Regions from separate parts of the Homo sapiens genome. Here regions 2, 3, 4, 5, 6 and 7 are each linked to region 1. Evidence: chromatin contacts called from ENCODE Hi-C or POLR2A ChIA-PET data. All regions are on one chromosome and are shown on one strand. Each heading gives the region's core, a stretch centred on a gene start or an enhancer-like site at or near the end of the contact. The rest is flanking DNA. Distances are from core to core; before and after follow the strand shown. Region 1 holds the start of C19orf47 (chromosome 19 open reading frame 47). Region 2 has its middle 6.6 kb from the start of FCGBP. Region 3 holds the start of PSMC4 (proteasome 26S subunit, ATPase 4). Region 4 holds the start of ZNF546 (zinc finger protein 546). Region 5 holds the start of NUMBL (NUMB like endocytic adaptor protein). Region 6 has its middle 33 kb from the start of LTBP4. Region 7 holds the start of ZNF780A (zinc finger protein 780A).

What was found. A loop is a pair of places that touch in the nucleus more often than their neighbours do. ChIA-PET counts read pairs that join two places held with the same protein, here RNA polymerase II (POLR2A). Pooled maps may share reads with other maps.
Region 2: a loop to region 1 is called in a pooled map, with 6 times the contacts of the local background. The contact joins the enhancer-like site here to the promoter of C19orf47 in region 1. A Hi-C loop is called at or near these places in 1 of 37 single-sample maps with no recorded cell type and 4 of 50 pooled maps. POLR2A ChIA-PET finds 5 or more read pairs at or near these places in 2 of 52 experiments (CD8-positive, alpha-beta T cell and Panc1).
Region 3: a loop to region 1 is called in a pooled map, with 13 times the contacts of the local background. The contact joins the promoter of PSMC4 here to the promoter of C19orf47 in region 1. A Hi-C loop is called at or near these places in 2 of 37 single-sample maps with no recorded cell type and 12 of 50 pooled maps. POLR2A ChIA-PET finds 5 or more read pairs at or near these places in 1 of 52 experiments (Caco-2).
Region 4: a loop to region 1 is called in a map with no recorded cell type, with 9 times the contacts of the local background. The contact joins the promoter of ZNF546 here to the promoter of C19orf47 in region 1. A Hi-C loop is called at or near these places in 3 of 37 single-sample maps with no recorded cell type and 9 of 50 pooled maps.
Region 5: a loop to region 1 is called in a map of naive thymus-derived CD4-positive, alpha-beta T cell, with 8 times the contacts of the local background. The contact joins the promoter of NUMBL here to the promoter of C19orf47 in region 1. A Hi-C loop is called at or near these places in 1 of 168 maps with a recorded cell type or tissue (naive thymus-derived CD4-positive, alpha-beta T cell), 1 of 37 single-sample maps with no recorded cell type and 7 of 50 pooled maps. POLR2A ChIA-PET finds 5 or more read pairs at or near these places in 1 of 52 experiments (H1).
Region 6: a loop to region 1 is called in a pooled map, with 3 times the contacts of the local background. The contact joins the enhancer-like site here to the promoter of C19orf47 in region 1. A Hi-C loop is called at or near these places in 4 of 50 pooled maps. POLR2A ChIA-PET finds 5 or more read pairs at or near these places in 4 of 52 experiments (B cell, BJ, HEK293 and 1 more).
Region 7: a loop to region 1 is called in a map with no recorded cell type, with 22 times the contacts of the local background. The contact joins the promoter of ZNF780A here to the promoter of C19orf47 in region 1. A Hi-C loop is called at or near these places in 1 of 37 single-sample maps with no recorded cell type and 8 of 50 pooled maps. POLR2A ChIA-PET finds 5 or more read pairs at or near these places in 1 of 52 experiments (activated CD4-positive, alpha-beta T cell).

What each region holds. Positions count from the first base shown.
Region 1 is chr19:40,346,932-40,350,056 of GRCh38, forward strand. C19orf47 (chromosome 19 open reading frame 47) reads right to left here and starts at 1,466. Exons shown (of 9, transcript NM_001256441.2): 1 at 1,393-1,466. PLD3 (phospholipase D family member 3) reads left to right here and starts at 1,764. Exons shown (of 13, transcript NM_012268.4): 1 at 1,764-1,837. RefSeq lists a silencer at 1,341-1,430 and an enhancer at 1,421-1,710.
Region 2 is chr19:39,939,632-39,942,756 of GRCh38, forward strand. It overlaps the pseudogene PRR13P5. Among named protein-coding and RNA genes, the nearest start is that of FCGBP, 6.6 kb to the left of the region's middle. RefSeq lists enhancers at 2,038-2,117, 2,218-2,307. Within about 2 kb of position 1,705, at least 12 of the 41 ENCODE cell types and tissues checked have a DNase peak (open chromatin) inside an H3K27ac peak, as active enhancers do; they include CD8-positive, alpha-beta T cell, where a contact is called at or near this core.
Region 3 is chr19:39,969,617-39,972,741 of GRCh38, forward strand. PSMC4 (proteasome 26S subunit, ATPase 4) reads left to right here and starts at 1,549. Exons shown (of 11, transcript NM_006503.4): 1 at 1,549-1,622; 2 at 2,530-2,628; 3 at 2,753-2,939. The coding sequence starts at 1,587. It overlaps LOC124904720 (a long non-coding RNA gene), which reads right to left and starts at 1,355. Exons shown (of 3, transcript XR_007067260.1): 1 at 1,264-1,355; 2 at 738-820. RefSeq lists enhancers at 869-918, 1,419-1,808, 1,833-2,512.
Region 4 is chr19:39,995,185-39,998,309 of GRCh38, forward strand. It overlaps ZNF546 (zinc finger protein 546), which reads left to right and starts at 1,876. Exons shown (of 7, transcript NM_178544.5): 1 at 1,876-1,973; 2 at 2,677-2,731; 3 at 3,064-3,125. RefSeq lists enhancers at 1,024-1,525, 1,511-1,690, 1,526-2,025, 1,698-1,992 and a silencer at 2,811-2,910.
Region 5 is chr19:40,689,069-40,692,193 of GRCh38, forward strand. NUMBL (NUMB like endocytic adaptor protein) reads right to left here and starts at 1,583. Exons shown (of 10, transcript NM_004756.5): 1 at 1,392-1,583. The coding sequence starts at 1,415. It overlaps COQ8B (coenzyme Q8B), which reads right to left. Exons shown (of 15, transcript NM_024876.4): 15 at 2,462-3,125. The coding sequence ends at 2,967. RefSeq lists enhancers at 1-813, 487-536, 1,752-2,689 and silencers at 1,376-1,715, 2,036-2,275.
Region 6 is chr19:40,632,741-40,635,865 of GRCh38, forward strand. No RefSeq gene overlaps it. Among named protein-coding and RNA genes, the nearest start is that of LTBP4, 33 kb to the left of the region's middle. Within about 2 kb of position 1,876, at least 8 of the 41 ENCODE cell types and tissues checked have a DNase peak (open chromatin) inside an H3K27ac peak, as active enhancers do.
Region 7 is chr19:40,089,414-40,092,538 of GRCh38, forward strand. It overlaps ZNF780A (zinc finger protein 780A), which reads right to left and starts at 1,530. Exons shown (of 6, transcript NM_001142578.2): 1 at 1,493-1,530; 2 at 753-822. RefSeq lists an enhancer at 1,263-1,804 and a silencer at 1,352-1,681.

The sequences.
Region 1 (3,125 bases), core at 216-2,715:
AAATAAAACAAATCTTCAGTAAGCTAGGGAAACAGTGGGACAGTCACTGACTTAATGCTAGTTTTATACAAAGTGTGAGCTGGGAACAAGTATAAGGACAACTTAATGGGGGTCCATGGGATCTGACAACAGGGAATCACACAGTACAGGTTCTGAACAGTATCCCTATTCAAAGGGAATACGTAGTATTCCTTTTCAATTATCTTTCCATTTCAGTGTACAATGTAATGGGCTGTTCAGTTTCCATTGTATTTTACCTGAACTTTTCCTTCCTCTCATGGCCAGCAATGCTAGTTTTCCATTGAAGACAGCAATGCGCCGGGCACGGTGGCTCACACCTGTAATCCCAGCACTTTGGGAGGCAGAGGCGGGCAGATCACCTGAAGTCAGAAGTTCGAGACCAGCCTGACCAACATGCAGAAACCCCGTCTCTACTAAAATACAAAAAAAATTAGCCGGGCGTGGTGGCGCATGCCTGTAATCCCAGCTACTCGGAAGGTTGAGGCAGGAGAATCCCTTGAACCCAGGAAGCGGAGGTTGCGGTGAGACGAAATTGCACCATTGCACTCCAGCCTGGGCAACAAGAGCGAAACTCCGTCTCAAAGAAAAAAAAAAGAAGAAGACAGCAATGCAAATTTGCCTTCTCAAATTAACTTACTGGGGAAAAAAATGCACTAGTCATTATCAAGAAAAAGAAAAAAACTAGTACTTCAGGACTCAGCAAAATTGGTCAAATAGTAAGTGACAGGATGTCGATTTCCCCGGCTCCAATTCTAAGTTTTTCCTATTGCTGTCTCTGAGCTTTCTCCCCCAGCTTCCCTGGAATTCCCAGCTACACCAATGACTCTCAGAATCATTATCATTATAGTCCCAATCCACGAGCTCTCACTGTGCCAGCCCCTCTGCTTAAAATCTTTACACACACAGATTTCATCAGAATCCTCAAGACGACCCTATGATATTGGGACTATCTGCTCTCATTGTACAGATGAGAAAAAACGGGGTTCAAGGAAGCGAAGACACAGGCCCCACTGCCGCACAGTGGAGCGGGACTTGAACCAAAATTCGACGGCTTCCAAACCCAACAATTTTTCATACTAAGCGCTCAAACATCAATACTAATAATAATAGTATAGTAACGAAGTGAGCGTTATGCGGAGGCGCTGAGCTAAGGCATCCAACGTACACGACCTGACTTCTCACTCCCATTTATAAAGCCGGTGATACAGTCGGATTCTAACCCCCATTCCACAGGGGAGGAAACTGAGGCTCAAAGAAACAAATCGTAAGTCCGAAGCCGTACAACGGAGCCCGAACTGAGTCCAGACACCCGGACGCCACCCGTCCCTACCGCAACCGGCCCAGTCCCACCACCCCCGGCCCGCGCCTCACCTGGCCCACCGGGCCCGCGCCCACTCGCGCCGCCCGCCCTCCCTCCCGGCGGCGCCAACTGTCAGACACTCCTCCCCCGGCCCGGGCTGCCCGCCCCGGAAGCATCCTCTCACCGCCGGAAGCTGAACTGACTCGTCCGCGGCCGCTCTACCCCAACAGGCCGCCACCAGCGAGAGTGCGGCCATAACCATCACGTGACCGCCCACCGACACCAGCGAGAGTGCAGTCGTAACCGTCACGTGACCGCCCACCGTCGGCCCGGCGCTCCCCTCCGCCCGAAGCTAGCAAGCGGCGCGGCCAATGAGAAAGGCGCATGCCTGGCCCCCGCCGGCCTGCAGTCTAGCCGTAGTGCGCCTGCGCGCGGCTAGGAGGGGCCGTCAGGCGGGGATACAGCCTGGAAGGTGCGTGTGGGGCTGGGTCTCGGAGTGGGAGACGTGGAGTGCAGGTACTGTGCGATCTGGGGGCGCGGCGCCTCGGCTACCCTCCTCGTGTTGTCTTCCACGCTATAATGCATGGAATATAATATATATTATATGGAATATAATATATGGAATATAATATATATAATTATAGCGTTGTCTTCCACGCTATAATTTATGTCGTCCTCGGTCTCTTTATGTCACCATTCCTCTCCTTCTGTCTCATCCCACTTAAATCCTCACAACTCCTTCTGTCGCCATCACCCTCTTTAAATCCTCACAACTCCTCTTGTTGTCATCAACGCCCTTAACTCGCTTTCGTTCCCTGTAAGCCCTCTTTGCCACCATAGGTCGTAATCGCTCCCTTTAAATTCGTCATCGCCATATGTTACCTGCATCCTGCTTTTGTTGCCATTTCTCCTTTATAAAATCCTCATTTCTCTTTAAACCCTCATCATACCCCCAAGTCACCTTCGCATGGCTACTGTCCCCATCGCTCTTCTTAAATCGCGCTAATGCAACTCTTACGTCATCATTACCCCTTGTGTCTTTGTCCCTCCCTTGGCATCACTGTTCCTCTGACCAGTCACCATCCACTCCTCATGCTTCCAGTTTTCCCCATAAGGAGCCACCCAGCCTTACAGTTATTTTTCTTCCCTCCGTGTCTTCGTCATTTCCCCGTGTCACATCTCACATAACATACGGGGTACTGCAGCCCATTACCTGGGGTGTGTCAGAATCCCAGCCCCACCACTACACCTCTGGATACCTTGACTGCCTTATGGCACCTTTCCAATCCCAGCTTCATCTGCAAAATGCACACGGGGACATCCACATCAGGGCTGAGTGTGACGATTCTGTGAGTTTATTCTTGTGGTAGGCTCAGCTTGACATGGTGTTTTTGGCTAATATTGTTATTAACCATGTCACCCTCGGCCGGGTGCGGTGGCTCATGCCTGTAATCCCAGCACTTTAGGAGGCCAAGGTGGGCGGATCACCTGATGTCGGGAGTTCGAGACCAGCCTGATCAACATGGAGAAACCCCGTCTCTACTAAAAATACAAAATTAGCCGGGCGTGGTGGTGCATGCCTATAATCCCAGCTACTCGGGAGGCTGAGGCAGGAGAATGGCTTGAACCGGGGAGGTGGAGGTTGCAGTGAGCCGAGATCGCGCCATTGCACTCCAGCCTGGGCAACAAGAGCGAGACTCCGTCTCAAAAAAAAATAATAATAATAGGCCAGGCGCGGTGGCTCACGCCTGTAATCCCAGCACTTTGGGAGGCCGAGGCGGGCGGATCACCTCAGGTCGGAAGT
Region 2 (3,125 bases), core at 455-2,954, 410 kb before region 1:
TCATGAGAAGGGTAATCTGCTATAGTTATCACTATTTTTGTCCATTCTGCTGTTCTTCCTTCCTTTCTAAAGTTCTGAGCCTTTTCCTGTAATCATTTGGACTTTGGAGAACTTCCTTTAATCATTCTCTAAAAATAATTCTGCTGACGGCAAAGTCTTGTAGTCTTCCTTCATCTAAAAGCTTTTTATTTCTTCTTCATACCCCGTAGATAGTTTTGCTGCATATAAGATTCTCGGCTGGGCACAGTGGCTCACGCCTGTAATCCCAGCACTTTGGGGTGCTGAGGCGGGCAGATCACAAGGTCAGGAGTTCCAGACCAGCCTGGCCAACATGGTGAAACCCTGTCTCTAATAAAAGTACAAAAATTAGCCGGGCATGGTGGCGGGCGCCTGTAGTCCCAGCTACTTGGGAGGCTGAGGCAGGAGAATCACTGGGAGGTGGAGGTTGCAGTGAGCCAAAAGCACACCACTGCATTCCAGCCTGGAGGACAGAGCGAGACTGTCTCAAAAAAAAAAAAAAAAAGATTCTCAGCAGATAGTTATTTTCTTTCAGCACTTGAAGAGTATTGCTCCAGGCTTTCTTCTCCATGGTTTTTGATAAGAAATTTTTTGTCATTTGATCAGTGTTCCCTATAGACAATTTATAATTCCTCTCTAGCTGCTTCCAAGATAGTTTCATTGTTTGCCTTTGTTTTCATAAGTTAGTTATACTGTGTTTTGGCATGGAATCCGTCAGATTTATTCTGTTTAGCTTCTTGCATCTGTAGGTTTATGTCTTTTGCCAAATTTGGGAAGGTTTGGTCATTATTCTTCAAATATTTTTCAGCCCCACTTTCTTTTCTCCTTCTGTTAATCTGATAATACAAATGTTAGCTATTTTATAATTGTCCTGCAGGTTCTCTGAGCCCTTGTTAGTCATTTTCTGTTTCTCTTTTTTAAAGTTGATTGTCTCTCTGTTTTTTGGATTGGGTAATTTTTATTGTTCTATCTTCAAGTTCACTTCTTATTTCCTTTGTCATAGTTGCTCTGCTCTTGAGCCTTTCCAGTGAGTTTTTATTTTAGTTATTGTATTTTTCAGTTTTATCATTTTCATTTGATTCTTTAAGAACATACTTTCCATTTCTTTGGTGAGATTTTCTTTTCTTTCCCATCTTTGCAAGGAATTTCTACTTGCTTGGTGAAACATTTTTATGATGGCTACTTTAGATCTTTGTCAGATAATTCTAAAATCTTTCATCTCAGTGTTAGATTGTTGATTGGCTTTTCTCATTCAAGTTGTGATTTTTCTGGTTGTTCATATTATGTATGATTTTTAAATTATATCCTGGACATTTCTGGTATTATGAGAGGAGACCCTGGATCCTATTTAACTCTTCCATTTTAGCAGTCACTGTTTTTAGGTTAGCATGCAGGTCCTGGCCTACTTTTGTGTGCTATGATTCCAATGACAATTTAGTTTTCAGAGCCCTTGCATTATTATTCCGGTCTATTTCATTTGCCTGGTGCTGGTTGAGCTCATACCCAATTCCTGTTAGTACCACCAATGGAGGTTAAAAGCATTTTCTTGGGGCCTGCTTGGTGCTGCTACGTTAGGAGTAGGAGACACTGGCACAAAAGGGTGGAGAGTACTTCCCTGGGCTGCGTGGTGCCAGCAGGGCTCTTCCTTCATCTCTGCCATCCACTAGGGTGGGGAAAGCACCTACCTGGGTGCTTTCTGCCGCTGGATAGGGGGCTGGGGAGATGCTGGATCTAGACCACGTCCTGTCGTTGGGTGGGAAATTGAGAGATGCTGGGCCACTGAGATGTTTCTCGAGTTCTAAGGCCCTTGTCAGTTTTCCTTCTTTTTATCTTTCAGAGTCCTCTTAAGAATGTCTGTTATGTTATTCCAGGGTTTTTAGCAGAGAGGAGCCAGGAAAAATAAATCTATGTCATCTTGACAGAGATGTTACCATCATCCTGGCTTGTTGTAGTCTCCTAAGATAGAAATCAAGTGAGATTACCAGACACAGTATTAAAGAGAAAAAAAAAAAAAAGTTTGTTTCCGTTTGTGCAGAAGGGAGGTCAGCACCGTGAAAGGAAAAGGGTAGGCTGCTCCCCACAGGGAGCAAGTCGATCTGTCTTGTAGGGGTCCAGATGCCATGATGTGCCTGTCATCATGTGTTAACAAGGGATTTCTTGGCGCCTGCACAATGGTTCAACATGGTTTTTCATACATTGCATGTAATATTGGCATTTTAAATCTCTACCTCTGAGCATGATTTTTAGCATTGAAATAAGGAAATTATCACTGTAAGTTGAAACCTAAGCTGTTCCTGTGGCTTCCTGGGGAAGTCCCTAAGCCCCTAAAGCAGGAACTTGTGGTTAATAGCTTCTTGGGCCTCTGATGCTGACTGGCTGGAGGTTAGGTATAGAACAGGAATTAAAAGAAATAAAGAATGTGTAAGCAAAACTTAGTTGTATGTAAGAAAACCCAATTCCCCCTGAGGAAGAGAAAGAGCTGGAGTCCTTTAAAATTAACTGCCTGTTTTTCTATGGCTAGTGAGCCTTATCTCTCCCTTTCCCAGGCATTGTGAAGACTCTGTTTCTCTAGCTGTGCAGCTGTAAGATCACTAGACAGATAATCTCAAGTCGTAAAACATGCTGTTCCTTGAAAAAAAAATGATATAATGCATGTCTCAATTGAATGACTGTCTTTGTTTCTCACTTCTGTGATATGCTTCCCCCTGCACAGATCTCCCCCAGCCCCACGAAATGCTTAAAAGGTAGCTTGACTCTTTGTTCAGGGCTCAGTCCTTTGGATGTTAATCTGACTGGGTCGGTGCACCTGAATAATTAAATAATTCCTCCTCAACCCCACGGTCTCTCTGATTCCTTAATTATCCTGCTGCAGACAAGCTACAGCTTGAGTAAGGGGCTTTTGTTCTTTTTCACTAAACCACCTCAAAATAGGAAGCCAGCCAGCTGTCTCACTCCCAGCCAAGAGATTTCATTCTCCTTATTCTTTTTTTTTTTTTTTTTTTTTTTAGACCAGGAGAAATAACTTTATTTGAATAGGACCCGAGACAGCATATTGGGCTAAGGAGGAGAGGTAAGGTTCCAAAACCGCAGTCAAAGCTCATCAACCA
Region 3 (3,125 bases), core at 299-2,798, 380 kb before region 1:
AGCTGAGGTATAGGATTGCTTGAGTCTGGGAGGTTGAACCTGGAGTGAGTAGTGATCTCACCACTGCACTCCAGCCTGGGCAACAGAGCAAGAATCTCTTTCAAAAGATATATTTTTAAAGGCTACATGGGGTGGGTCATGCCTGTAATCCCAGTGCTTTCAGAGGCTGAGGAGAGAGGATAGCTTGAGGCCAGCAGTTGGAGACTCTAGTGAGCTATGATCGTGCCACTGCACTCCAGCCTGGGCGACAGAGACTCTAGCTCTTAAAAAAAAAAGAAAAAAACAGATGAATGATAACCTTTAGAAGGGATCGGGAGGCCGGATGTGGTGGCTCACGCCTATAATCCCAGCACTTTGGGAGGCCAAGGCAGGCAGATCACTTGAGGTCAGGAGTTTGTGACCGGCCTGGCCAACATGGTGAAACCCTGTCTCTACTAAAAATACAAATATTAGCCTGGGCAACAGAGTGAGACTCCGTCTCGGGGCGGGGAGTGGAGGGGGGAGAAGAAGGGATGGGGGAAAGGGGAGCACATGAGGCTTCTACTGTTTGGTTTTGCGATCTGGATTCAGGTTGTATGGGCATGTTCACTTTGTGTAATTTTGTCGAGCTGTAATGATTTGTGCTCTTCTCTTTATTTAACTTCAATAAAAGGTTTACTTAACAAAAATTGTAGCTGGTGTGAAGGGTAGCAGTGTTTCCCTGGGGCCAAGAGTACAGGCTTTGGGGACAGACAGACCTGGGTCCCAATCTATGCTTTGTCCCTTCGGCACATTGTTGACTGTGGCTGGTGGCTTCGTGGCTCTGAGCTTGTCTCCTTCTCTATAAATGAGGAAACATAATACTTGCGACGATGATGCCTGTAAAGCTTAAGCGCAGGACCTGGCATAGATCTGTAAGGCGGAAACCTGGGATACAGAACTAAGGTCTATGGATCTCCTGTGCTACCCAACTTCTGGGCACTCGCTGCCTCCTTTTCCCCAGCCCAGACGCGTGGGTTCTACTCGATTGGTTGCTCACTGCGGGCTCGGGGCTCCTCAATCCCGGGGTAAAGCCCAGTATGAAATGTCACCTTCAGGGGCAGCTCGGATCTTCCCACGCCCGCGCGGCGCACAATCTTTGGATCAGCGCCACGTGGAGACCTTACCCGCCCGTACGATCAATCCCTTCTGTGGAACCCAGCTCAAGGACCCTCCAGCCCAGACACTAGAAAGCGAAGAGCAGTTGGCCGCCAGACTGTCCGTGCCAGAGCTCTGCGAACTTACTCCGTTGAAAGAGCAACGGGGCTGCGCCACCTCCCGGAGAGAACCCCCAGCCCTCCACGGCAGGGCGAGATGGCGCCACCGCGTGATACTGCGCACGCCCACAGCTCCCGTCCCGCCCTCGCGCCTGCGGGTACGGACAGCGCATGAGCTTATGTTGAGGGCGGAGCCCAGACCAGCCCTTCGTCCTATCCTGCCCTTCCAGCACCTCTCAGCCGTAACTTAAACTACACTTCCCAGAAGCCTCCTCAGCCAGGGACTTCCGTTGTCGTCAGCGGAAGCGGTGACAGATCATCCCAGGCCACACAGAGGCCGGCTTGGTCACTATGGAGGAGATAGGCATCTTGGTGGAGAAGGCTCAGGTACAGTGGGGACTTGGGCTTTTTAGTCCGGGCCGGGCTCGCGGGGAGAGGGTGAAGCCAGACCTGAGTGGGGGGAGGAATGGCTTCCAGGACCCCGGCCCAGGTTGGGGTTATTTTAGAGGCCTCGGTGGAGAGCTTTGTGCCATTCGAAGGCCTGTCTGGGTGGCCGAGTGATGGTAGGAGGTAAGGCTCAGAAAGCGGGGCTGGGGGAGTGAGTGACGTTAGTGGGTCTTTGAGACGGATTGATTTCGAACCCTGGCCGGTAGTGCTTAGTGAGGTCGGTGGCCCGGCGTTGGGATTGGGTCAGGCGGTGAGTGATATATGGGATCCCGCCGTGCGGCCGAGTGATCCCCGGGTCTGGGCTGCGGGGCTGACTGATGTTCAGGGCTTTGCTGATGGGGGTAATGGGGCGGGTAGTTAAGTATTATCTGTGGCTTGCCTGAGTGATATTTAGGTCTAAGGTGAGTTAGGAGACTGTGACATAAGGGATCTTTGAGGGGAAACTGGGGAATGTTGGGACTCGTTGAAGGCGCAGTCACTTTAACAGCCTATCTAGGAGAGCCATGTGACATTAGGAACCTCTTGAAGGGGATTGGGTGGCATTTGGGTCTGATAAGGAGTTGATGTGACGTTTAGATCCTAGTTGGGGGTTGTGTGACACTGGGGACATGTTATGAGTGGTATATGATAACATAAGATCTGTTTGAGGGGCAAGTTGACATAAAGAGCTTGTTTAGGTGGCCAAAAGGTTTCCAGGATCTATTTAGAGGGTCTTAAGATATCAGGGGTCTGTTAGGGGCTAAGTGACATCAGGGTGAAGTGGGGAGGGGAACAAACATTAGTGAAGTTGGGAAGCTTTCATGAGAGGACTGTCTTCTTCCAATGTGAGTTATCCCCTTTCGTCTAGGATGAGATCCCAGCACTGTCCGTGTCCCGGCCCCAGACCGGCCTGTCCTTCCTGGGCCCTGAGCCTGAGGACCTGGAGGACCTGTACAGCCGCTACAAGGTACATTCGACCCCCAACCCAGACCTTGCACAGGACCTGACATCTCATACTCTTCCCCACTTTCCACCACTCTCTGGATCAGCAAGTCTGGAGCCATCCCCTTCTGTCCCCTCTCTGCTCGCAGAAGCTGCAGCAAGAGCTGGAGTTCCTGGAGGTGCAGGAGGAATACATCAAAGATGAGCAAAAGAACCTGAAAAAGGAATTTCTCCATGCCCAGGAGGAGGTGAAGCGAATCCAAAGCATCCCGCTGGTCATCGGACAATTTCTGGAGGCTGTGGATCAGAATACAGCCATCGTGGGCTCTACCACAGGTGTGCTAAGGACACCTCATTCATTCATCTGTCCACTTAACAACTATTTCCTACCATGTGCTAGGCAGCAGCAAACAAGGCAGGGCAGTGCAGTGCAATGTTCTTCAGAGTATTTTGACTGATCGAAAGGTAGAAATACATACATATATATATATATACACATATATATATGTATATCTATGTTTT
Region 4 (3,125 bases), core at 626-3,125, 350 kb before region 1:
TCCACAAATAGTGTACAAGTGTTCCCTTATATCCATACCCTCACCAACCCTTGTCGTCTTTTGTCTCTTTGATTACAGCTATTCTAACACTGTGAGGTGGTATCTCAGTGTGGTTTTAATTTGCATTTCTCTGATGATTAGTAATGTTGAGCATTTTTTCATATGGACACTTTTTTTTTTTTTTTTTAAAGATGGAGTCTCACTCTGTCACCCAGGCTGGAGTGCAGTGGCGCGATCTAGGCTCACTGCAACCTTCGCCTCCTGGGTTCAAGCAATTCTCCTGCCTCAGCCTCCTGAGTGGCTGGGATTACAGGACCCACCACGCACCACCACACCCAGCTAATTTTTGTATTTTTTTAGTAGAGACAGGGTTTCACCACGTTGGTCAGGCTGGTCTCAAACTCCTGACCTCACGATCCGCCCACCTCGGCCTCCCAAAGTGCTGGGATTATAGGCATAAGCCACCGTGCCCAGCCTTATATTGACACATTTTTAAGGGATTTGGGGGGGGGCAGGGGTTCTTTGCAACAATGTAAACATCCAGTCCCTCATCAAACTTTCAATTTTTTTTCACGTACTAATTTATATCAGTTTGGAATTATGATTCCCTCTGTTATTTAATGGGTTTTAATCTATAACTAGCATTATTTATTTTGATGCTCAAACCATGTCAAGTTTGGTCAGTGGAAGTCCCTTCAATCTGGTTTCCATGTCCTTTGAACACGTCCCCACCATTCTTTGAGCACTGCCTTACTTTCAAGCACAAGATGTTCCAAGTTCATTCTGAACTTTCCCTTCCCCAGCTCTGGAATCTGCCATTTCTCCATGGAGCCTTGCTCCTTTCAGTGGAGCATGGTATTTAGGAACCAAGGGCTGACTGCCTAATGTGCTTTCCAAGTATAATTTCCTCAGTCCAAGCTTTTCAAATTGATCTGCCAAAGACCCATTGCCAAAGATCCATTGCCAGAATATAAGAGTGGAAGGAAATTCTTAATATTTTTTGAAAGTTACTATTATTTTCATTTTTCTCTTTGTAAAAAATTCATTTAATTCAATATAAAAAGACAAAAATCTTTGGCACATAAATCGCAACTCTCTGATGCAAATGTTTAAATAAAGCTGATACTCCAAGAAGACGCAACATATTCTCTTTATCCCACAGACATATAGGCCTATGGTTGCAAACTTTTATACACACACAGAGTCACAATTCCACTGGCACCCGTGATGTTCCACATCCAGATTTTCCAAATCACACATTCTCATCTTCACATAGCCTTGCCGGCAACCACACGGCATAGTACCACATTGTTACGTCAAGCACAGCCAGTCTACCACAGAGCCTGTCGTCCCATTGACCAAAGTCACAAAAATCACAGCCCCGGGTATTTACTGTGGTTTTCTCCAGTCAGATCCCTTCACTCACTACACACTGACTCACACTCAAATTACACACACGCGGAAACACAACCCGCCAGAGCCAGAGAGGTTCCGTCGGTCCCGCAACCCTCACAGTGCCACACACACGCGCTCACAAGGCAAATACAAATGGCCAGGCACTCATTCTTTACAATACACATATTAAGCGCCTATTATGTACTACACGCCGGGACTACCTCAAGAGGTGAAACAAACAAAATCCTGCCTGGCGGAGCTATCGCCCAGTCCCGCACGCACTCGGCCTCAGGGTCACACTCGGCGGTCCCACGCTCAAGTGGCCCGGCCAGTGGCCCAGAGGCGTCTGTTCTCCTCCTCAGCTTCCTGCGTGGGTTCCTGGTAAGTGAGTCGAACCCGCCGGATGCGCGCGCGCCTGCGCCTCCGCCCAAAAGGATCAGTTTCCGGCTGTGGACTACATTTCCCAGAAGCCCCTTGGGCAGTGTTGCCTGGACCCCAAGGGCCCTTTACATTGCGTTCTTAACGGTTCAGTCACCTTAACCGTTATTATTCACTTGCGGGCGAGAAGTCCGAGCTAGGTGAGGCGGAACGGGACTCTTACGAGTAGGACTGGGGATAGAACTGCCGCCCAAAGTGAGGCGCTCCAGGGCCCAGACCTGGCGTGTCGTGCCCGCAGGGAGCCTCAGGCCTGTGCGTGCTTGGGGAGCGGAGAAGGGAAATTGTGTGACAAAATGTGGCAGACGGTGTATGTGTGTGTGTGCGCGCGACGGGGCGCCTGTCAGGACCGGGTTGGGCGGGTGTGGGTGCGGGTGTGAGGCTGAGACAGGTGCCTGGCTCTCTGGTGTGTGTCACTGACCCTCTACCCTCCTCACGGCCTCGGTGTTTGCACACAGCAGTGTCCCCAAGAGGGAAGTCAAATATCGAGCTCTGGGATGAAGGTTCCCAGCAAGAAGGTACAGACCTGGGTTGGCGATTGGACTTTTGAATTAGAAGTGTCCCTAAAACAGACTCCTGGGACGACAGGTTGGAAGACTGCGCAGTTGGAGCCGCTGTGTGGGCAGCTGCATGTTTCAGAACCACTGCATTCCCATACCTTTGATCTAGAAACCTGGTGTGAGTTCAGAGACAGATCCCAGCCTCACTCTCACACAGCTGTTATGTGCGTGAGGTCAGCACAGATGTGGCGCTGGAGGGGATATTCTAGGTCGGTCTGTGCTCTTAAGAAAGGCCTGCTGTCTCATGATTATTTTTCTTCCCCCATTCTGCTATTCATCAAAACAGGGATCCTGAAAAGGAGGGAACAATTGTTGTAGCAGGTCTAAAAGTTCAGGTCCAGGTAAGTTTATATTTCCTTTTTATTCATAAAATGGAAATCACACATTCTAATCCTCACACAGCCTTGCCTGCACCCAGTCATACGGCGTGGTACCACACTGCTATGTCAAGCACAGCCACAATCTACCACAGAGCCTGTCACCTCATTGCTCACAGTCACAAAAATCACATCCCCAGGTACTTTCTGTAGCTTTCATTTGCATTTTTCCCTTTGAAGAAGTTCATTTGATTCAATCTAAAAAGACTAAATTATTTGTCACATAAATTGCAACTCTCTGGTCTATATCTTTAAGTAAATCTTTAAATAAATGCATAAAATGTTTTTGTTTTTAGGAAATGGAAACATTGCTTTGCTTTTCCTGAATTGTCCAGTGACCTATCCCAGGCCTTCCTTT
Region 5 (3,125 bases), core at 333-2,832, 340 kb after region 1:
ACAACTATAAACATTGTCAGTCACTGGGAGGGTCACACATGCACATGGAGCCATAGACAACTCCACTCACACACAGTCACAACTCCACCCACGTCCTGTCAGTCACACGCATGCCCACCCCCAGACTCAACACATACTGTCACATACCCAGTTATAGTTACCGAGGCATACAAACACAGGGTCACAAAAGACACAATCACAGACAACCACAGTCACAACCATGCACACCTCCAAACACAGACAGACTAAAAAGTACAGGATTCTGCACAGTGAGCAGCTGTCACACACACATACACAGTCACACAGATACTAGGGTCACAGACACAATCATAGACACCACCACAAGCACACACACACGACACAGGATTCCTCAGTCACCAGCTGCAGCGTACGCGTGCACACACACACACACATACACAGCCACAGTCACACAAACACAGGGCACACTCCTAGCCACCTCCCCATCGCTTGCTTCCCCCCTTCCCCCCAGGTACCACACACAAAGCCGCCGTCACCGTCACCGCAGACACTGCAGACAGACAGGGCTGCACCCGGTCCCTGGGGAGCCGCCCCCAGCCCAGCCTGTATCCTGGAGCCTGAGGGCCAGGTCCAGGAGGGGGAAGCGGTGCATTGTCTGCGGGTGGGGCCACTCTTGGACAGCTGGGCAGCCCTGGGGACAAAGGGGGTGGCCTAGGGATCCTGTGCCCTGGGACCCATGACCAAGCCAGGGGGTGGAGGGATTGGGGGTTGCCTGAAATTGTCCTTATTTTATTCAGGCTGGGGTGGGGTGGAGTCCCAGGCACAGGGACCTTGTTTTGAGAAGTGGCTGTGCCTGGGACTCCGCCCAAGGATTGGGGGGATGCTGTGCCCAGGGTGCCTCTGAGACCTGGGGGCAGGCTGTGCTTGGAGTCCCCCTAGGCCTTGGCGTGGTGGGAACGCTGTACCCAGTGACCCCATCCTCGAGACCGTACCTAGGCAGTTGTTGTGCTGAGACCCCCTTAGGCAGGGAGAGGTAGGGATTGTGTCTGGAATCGCGTCCTGGAGGCCTTGGTTTGATACGGGGGCTGTGTCCCCGACCCCATCTCCATCCCCATCTAGTTCTAGGAGTTGTACCTAGAATCTCTGTACCCCTGTCCTTGGTTTTGTGGGGGGTCTGTGTCCAGGATCCCTATTTCCAGGGCCTTGGCAAGAGATGGCCCAGGGGTCTGTGCCCAAGACCCCGGTCTCCTGGGCTTTGGCTTGTTGGGCCTGTTCCTGGACCCCCACCCGGGACCACCCTCTCCAGCCTTGGCACCCTCTCTCCATCCGGGCGCCGCGGCCGCCTCCCACCCTCCGCCACATCAGCAGCGGCGCCGCCCCCGACCCGAGCCCCCCTCTCCCGCCCTTCTCACGCTGGCCGCCGCGCTGCGGGACATCCAGGGCCCGGGCGCCCCCGCCTCCCGCGGCCCTGGCTGGGCCTGGCTCCCCGACTGCTGCTGCTGCGGTGGTGGCGGCGGCAGCTCGGTCTGACGCCGGCCAGGGCCCGGGGCCGGGGGATGGTGCGGGATGCACGCGCGCGAGCCTCCTCGGCTCCCGGGAGGATTCCGTTCCGGGGGCGGGGGAGCGTCCCTCGGCCTCGGCTCCCCGCCCCGACCCCGCCCATTGGCCCGCCGCCTGCCGTATATGCAGAAAGGTCCCGCCCCGCCCCGCCCCTTGGCCTGAAGACCCCGCCCACACGCAGACACCATCCCGCCTTCCCCGGCGCGGCCACCGCCCCGCCACGCCCATTGGCCAGTCCCGAGCTGAGCATGCCTATGAACATCGCCGAGTCCTTTCCCCCGGTCCGTCCTGGCCTGGGCTCCCTTTCCCTCCGTGACACCTGACCTCAGATCCCCTCCAGCTCCGCGTCCGAAAGAGTTGCTTCTAGAGGCGCCTTGCCGCCCCACACCCCCAAATCTTCCCGCTAACCCCATGGTTCCCCAGCCCGGCGGGGGCGGGCAGGAGCGGTGACGAGGCACTTTTTGCAAGGAAGGGGAGGGGGTGTGAACAGACCAAGGCGTCCTGATGCGCGATCGGTTCGGCTTTGGGAACGGGGGCGCCGGGGTGGGACCAGGGCGCGGTTCTGGCCGCTACGGCGCCCCCGCCGCCCCCTACGCCAATCCTGTGGGTTTGGCAAAGCAGCTGGCAGGGACATTAGAGCCCATTAGTAAAGGCGAGGTTGCCAGGAGTGAGGGGAGGGAGCCCGCAGCCAAGAGGCACTGTGTGTGTGGGAGGCCTCAGCTGCCACAGCCCTTAGAGCAGGTGGTCAGCACGTGGGGGGGGGTGGGGAAGGCGAGAAGGAGGTTCCCGGCAACAGATGGCACAGGCAGGGCTGAGGCTTTCAGACAAGGGGGTGCAGGGGGGCTGGCCATCTGCACCTGGAGGCCGCTGGCGAGCTCCTCCCCCTCTCCCCCCAACCCTAGCGCAGAGAAAAGAGCTGGGGGAAGGGGAGGGCTGCTTTTATTCCGATTGAAGATTCAGCTCCCCCCCACCCCGCACCCCTACCTCTCCAACACACTGAGAGGCTGGAACCCGGGAGAAGGCAGCTGTTGGAGGAGCGAGGGAGGCAGAGGTGAGGACTGCCTCCAGGACCATCTCGCCTTCCACGGGAGGCTTGAGGCAGAGGTGAGGGCTCCCCCTGATGAGTCTGATCTGCATAACGACATGCAGCGGCCCAAGGCTCCCTCAAATGTTGGCAAAGATAAGTTAACCGCTTCCCTGGCTTAGTTTTCGGATACCCACTTTCGAGTGGGGAGGTGCAGGATCTAGGGCACGAAGTTGGGAGTTCCCCAGCCCCAGGGATCCTGAGCTCCTGGGCCAAGGAGGAGAGCCAGGCAAGACTGGGAAGCCCAAGGGGGCTCCTCTGACCCAGGGCAGACGGGGAAGGGATAAGAGGCACTACAGCAGGGTACGGCCTGCTCTGGGGACTGAATCCCCCATGGAGGCTGTCATGAGGGATCCACCCAGGAGTCCCCTTTGGTGGGGAGGCTGCCGGCAGTGGCTGCGTCTGGCTGGCGACTGGCCCAGTAGCGGTGGTAGGTGTCCTGGAAGAGGTCCCTGCAGGCGATGTGGGCTCGGAGGTGGGCACAGGCCAGGAAAGCCCCTGC
Region 6 (3,125 bases), core at 626-3,125, 290 kb after region 1:
CCTTTCCTTCTTCCTTTTCTTTTCTTTCTTTCTTTCTTTCTTTTTTTTTTTTGACATAGGGTCTTGCTCTGTTGCCCAGGTTGGAGTGCAGTGGTGCCACCATGGCTCACTGCAGCCTCAACCTCCCAGGCTCAAGTGATCCTCCCACCTCAGCCTCTCAATTAGCTGGAACTGCAGGCATGTGCCACCATGCTCAGCTAATTTTTTAATTTTTATTTTTTGTAGAGAGGGGACCTTACTGTGTTGCACAAGCTGATCTCAAACTCCTGGGCTAAAGTGATTCTCCTGCACTTTGGCCTGCCAAAGTGCTGGGATTACATGTATGACCCACGGCACCTGGCCTGGCTAGGTCTTTTTCTTTACCAATTCTCCCTCCCAGGGTGGAGGAGGAGGCCAGACCCCATCCCCTTCAACAGGACAGTGAGAAACACCTAACACAAGGCCTTGGTGGGGAGGAGTGTCAGACAAGGAGTGGCTCAAGGCTCCACAAAGGGGTGACAGTTGCACAAAACTGTCTGTACCAAAAATCATTGAATTATACACTACACATGGGTGACTTGTGTGGTATGTGAATCATAAGTCAATAAAGCCCTTCTTTAAAAACGCCGACTCTACAAAGCGTTTCAGAAAGTTACCCTCCAGCTGATACAGGGAACCCGACCCAACCACTAATTCCTCAGTCATTCATTCAACAAATATTTTCCTGCTTTGCAATAAGTGAATTCGAGGAACACAAACTTTAACCCAGCCTTGGGGGGTGGTTAGGGAGGGCTCCTGGAGGAGGAGATGTTGGAGCTGAGAGTTGATTACTGTAGGGAAATGAGCAAGATGAAAGGGGTGGAGGTGCCTATAATCCCAGCTACTCCGGAGGCTGAGGCAGGAGAATCTCTTGAACCCGGGAGGCAGAGGTTGCAGTGAGCCAGGATTGCACCGCTGCACTCCAGCCTGGGCAACAGAGTGAGACTCTGTCAGAAAGAAAGAGAGAGAGAGAGAGGAAGGAAGGAAGGAAAGAAGGAAGGAAAAGAAAGAAAGAAAGAAAGAAAGAAAGAAAGAAAGAAAGAAAGAAAGAAAGAAAGAGAAAGAAAGAAAGAAAGAGAGAGAAAAAGAAAAGAGAAAGAGGTGGAGAACCATGTTCCAGGTGGAGGGGACAGCACTTCCGAAGGCCTAGAAGTAAGAGAGCAAGTGTCTGTTAGATGTCTTTCCTTTGGTATCTAAGGCCTGTATTGGACAACAATGGTGACAATCTTGGTGCCTGAGAAATCCCAGGCCCTTGCCTTCATGGGGGACACCGACACATCACCACACATGAGAGCCTGTGCTGTATGGGGGAGGCACAGGCAGGGGTCAGGCTGCGGTGGGGGAAGATCAGAGGGCATGCATGCCCAGAGGAGACACTTGATCCAGTCTGAGAGATGATCAGGGAAGGCTTTCTGGAGAAAGAGACAAAGCTCTGAACAGTCTCTGTTTGGGCGTCTAGATCCCTTTGAGAATCTGTCGAAAGCTCATTCACAGAAGAAAAACTCACACAAACAAAGGTTGCAGGCAATTTCCAAGTATTCTCATCCTTCCTCGGAATCTTCTGTGGGTATCCCATTCCCACCCCGCCCCCACAACCACCTTGCTGCATAAATGTCCCAGGAATTGCGACAGGGCTGGCCAACAGTGCTGGAAAACTGCAATCGAATTTCAGCATCCTGGGAGTGGGATCTTTCTTCTGAGATCTCGCCCGCCGCCGGGCCTGGAGGGTGTGCCCCATGGATCTAATTGTTATCCTGCCTGCATCCCCTGCACTAACCCCCAGACCTGGCGTTGGGGCTTCTGGCACTGGCCGGGACCGACGCGTTCTCCTCTGGAATGTTCAGAGGGAGGTAGTCCAGGCGGTCACCGCGCTCGCCAGACAAGCAACGCAGCGCCCCCCGATGGCCACCGCGCGCCGGCGCAGCCCAAGCCGGCTGCGCCCCCTAGTGGCCGATGCTCGTAAAGTCTTCAGCGAGCCCCGAGCTTTTGCTAGCCAGCCCTTGGTTTTGCAGGCTGGGGTCATCGTCGTTGTCATCGTTGGCATCATCATCATCATCATCATCATCATCATCATCATCAATAGCTAGTAGGCTTGGCGTGGTGGCCCACACCTGTAATCCTAGCACTTTGGGAGGCCGAGGCAGGTGGATCACTTGAGGCCAGAAGTTCGAGACCAGCCTGGCCAACATGGTGAAACCCCGTCTCTACAAAACAGTACAAAAAAGCAACCGGGTGTGGTGGTGGGCACCTGTAATCCCAGCTACTCGGGAGGCTGAGGCATGAGAATAGCTTGAACCTGGAAGGCGGAGGTTACAGTGAACTGAGATCGAACCACTGCACTCCAGCCTGGGCAACAGAGTGAGACTCTGTCTCAAAAAAAAAAAAAAAAAAAAAGCTATGATCATCCAGGCAGTGATTCATGCCTGTAACCGCAGGGCTTTGGGAGGCCAAGGCAGGAGGATGTCATGAGGCCATGAGTTCTAGACTAACCTGGGCGACAGAGCAAGAGCTGTCTCTATAAAACAAAACAAAATGCTATAGACCAGACGCAGTAGCTCACACCTATAATCCCAGTGCTTTGGGAGGCCAAGGCAGGCGGATCACCTGAGGTCAGGAGTTCGAGACCAGCCTGGCCAACATGGTGAAACCCCATCTCTACACTTTGAAAACCACTACTTTAACTGTCTCTCCCACAGGGAGAGCTGCCTCCTTCACTCTCAGCTCATTTGGTTCACATGTTGACCCTACTGGAAGACTCCAGACCTGGCCAGTGAGAGAATCCCTTCCCTTCAGCCTTTGCAACTGGCTTAGGGACAGGTGTGTCCCTGAAGCTGGACTGATGAGCATTGGCTCTGGAACTACTGCTGATTGTTGAAGAAGGGGCTTCCTAGACATACTGTGCTGAAAGGGCACAGGCTTGGAACACTGGGTTCTTACATGGGAGAAGAGCTGGCCTGAAAATGCAGCCAACACGAGGGGAAGCAGCGCTGGGAGAGGAACAGAGAGACTGGTGCCTGGCGCACGTCATCTGCACCTCTGTCTCACCCTTCTCCAGAACATTTCTTTGCATCTTACATCAAATTTGTCAGCAAATTCTGTCGGCTCTA
Region 7 (3,125 bases), core at 280-2,779, 260 kb before region 1:
TCTGTAGAGAGTCAAGGGGAATGACTTAAAATGACTACACAAAAAACAACAGTTAAAACATATTAAACATTATTATATGCCTAGCACTGCTCTAAGGGGCTTTACGATATTAATTCATTCTAATGACAGAACCAATATTCCAACCCAGATACTCTGGATCCACTCCCCTATTCTTAACCACAACAGTGTACTGCCTCTCACAGTACACACACACACACACACACACACACTCACACACACACGCCTAAAACACAACTGGAGCTGCCAAACCTCAGAGAGATCTGGCAAGTATTACAAATATCATCTCATGGACTCCCTGGAAAAATCCTGGCTCTTGTTGATACCAATTTCTGTGCGGTCACTTTTCCACTACCGAATGCCTCACAGGCAATGGAGATCATCCAACCATCTCCATTCTTCCCTGTTTTGAAAAGGAGGTCTGTAAAGACCAACTGATGTCTAGTGTGTGATTCCACCTAAACACTAATCTCCTCCTTCCCAAATATGGGTCTAAAATGGAGCTTTAATATTAACTACTGGAGGTGTATTTCTATACCAGCTTCGAAAAAGAGAGCGCACAGGAAGGTGTGAACGATTTGCCAAATTGTTTTGTGACTATTAAGTGGAAAGGTGAAGGAGGGGGCACGAATCAATTTGCATATCCCCCTAGTTTCACTGAAAATTTAAGGGGAAATCTCAATATTCTAAAATCAAAAACGCATGTCTTGAACAAATACAAAGCACAAACTCACCCTTGACTTTAGGTGTGCAGCAGTAACGCTCTCATCCTCCTCCAGGTCCTTCTTTTGGATAAAAATACGACTGGAGAAGGATACGGCAAGCGTGAGACTCCAGGCATTTCTTGGAGCGCAGACTAAGTTTGAAAACACCCTCCCTCCATAGCCACAATTTCCCTCACTTCACACGAAATAGGAAGGAAGTAAAAGGAAGAGGAATCGATTCAACCAGTACAACCAGTTTGGAGCTGGTTTCTGGGGACAGAGCTCTGAGGACGCTGTGGTTCTCAACATGTAGCTGCCCCCCTGGGGAACACTCGGGGGCACTTCTGCGCTTTCTTGTGTAAAGCTTCATTCTCGGCTCAATATCTGACCTCCCTACTGGGGCCATTCCTCTGCTGCAGTCCCCGCAGCTGTGAAGCGGAAAGAGGGAGGAAGCAGCAGGAGCCTAGGGGCACCGGCACAGTGTCACTCAGCAAAGTGCGCTGCGTCCACACGCCCTCCCGGGCCTGTGCATAGAACCTCACGCACACACTCACAGTCCCCTCCGTCACTCATGATCTCACAATCCCCCTCCTCTGATACCCGCGCACACACACGCCTGGGGATCCGGCAGATCCCGTCTGCACCCCCGGGTTCCTACTCTGAGCGCCTCCCCCTAGGCCACCCGCACTGTCGGGTCAGTCAGGCTGGAGCCCCAATCCGCAGAGATCTCCCGCAGCCACAGATCTCTTCCTCAGACGTGAAGACCTTACCCCGCTATGTCGTCGACCCCGGAGACCGGAAGTGGACTGGCGCGGTGGCCGCTGGGAAATACAGTCCCGAACAGAAAAAGCCTCAGAAGCCTTGAGCTGTGATCCGTTCAGGTTGATCCCAGCATACTATGGGGGCTGACCCCTAAGGGAGCCGAGCCTAGTGGATTCGTGGGAGTTCCAGCCCGCGGGGTGCACAGGTTGTTGCCATGAGCAAGGATCCCCATGTGAGAAGAGCGTTTCCCTCTCGGAGCGTCAGTATAATTTACTTTTTCTCTCCATGGAGAATGCAAATGAGCAGAACTTTTAAAGAAGAAAGAAGAATTTAAAGTAAAATTATGTCAACATGTAGGTGCTTTAACTCCTTTGTCTCAGACCCCAGCGATAGGCTTCCACTTCTCTGTGCTATTTGAAGGGGACTTAGGATAAATTTGAAAAGCTTGAACTAAAGAATTGGTTGGTTATATACTAGGAGAGGAAGTGTGGTTCACATTGGAGATTTCAGAATCAAATGTCCTGGATTCTTCGAGACAATGTTCCTGTTATCTGGAGAGAAAAACGTGATTCAGGACGACATGGAAACGGATAAAAATACACAGATAATTACTTGCCTTATCTTGAAGGATGAATAATTAACACTTTGTTAAAATAGTATAAACAAATGCAAAAAAGGGCTTGCTTTTCCTAGGAAGAGCCTGATTTCACTGTTGTAGTCTAACAATATTTAACTTTCAAAATCATTTTTCTAGTTTCCTATGCTACATAAGGAGGAAACATGTAATAATAAAGAGCAAAACGTCTTTTCATTCCAGAATTGTGACAGAAAACAAATAAGATGATTAACTCAACCATATCAATAATCACATTAAATGTAAATGGTCTAAACACCTTAATTTAAAAAGATTGTCAGATTGGATTTTTTAAAAAGTCAGACCCAAATGTGCATCAATGATAGACTGGATTAAGAAAATGTGGCACATATACACCATGGAATACTATGCAGCCATAAAAAGGATGAGTTCATGTCGTTTGTAGGGACATGGATGAAGCTGGAAACCATCATTCTGAGCAAACTATCGCAAGGACAGAAAACCAAACACCAAATGTTCTCAGTCATAGGTGAGAATTGAACAATGAGAACACTTGGACACAGGGTGGAGAACATCACACACCGGGGCCTATAGTGGGGTCGGGGGAGGGGGAAGGGATAGCATTAGAAGATATACCTAATGTAAATGACGAGTTAATGGGTGCAGCACACCAACATGGCACATGTATACATATGTAACAAACCTGCACTTTGTGCACATGTACCCTAGAACTTAAAGTATAATAAAAAAAGATAATTAAATAAATAAATAAACAAAAAGTCAGACCCAAATGGGTGCTACCTACAGGTAATATGTTAAATGAAAAGCACTAAAAGGTTAAGAGTAAAAGGATGGAAAAATATACACCATCCTAACACTAGTCAAAAGAAAGCTGGAGTGGCTTTATTAAAAACAAAGTAGACTCCGGACATAGACTATTACCAGAGATAAAGAAGGGCATAATAATGATAAAGGAGATAGCTCATCGAGTAGAAAAAAACAAACATAAATTTTGCTCCTAAAAGCAAAGCTTCTAAGTATGGGAA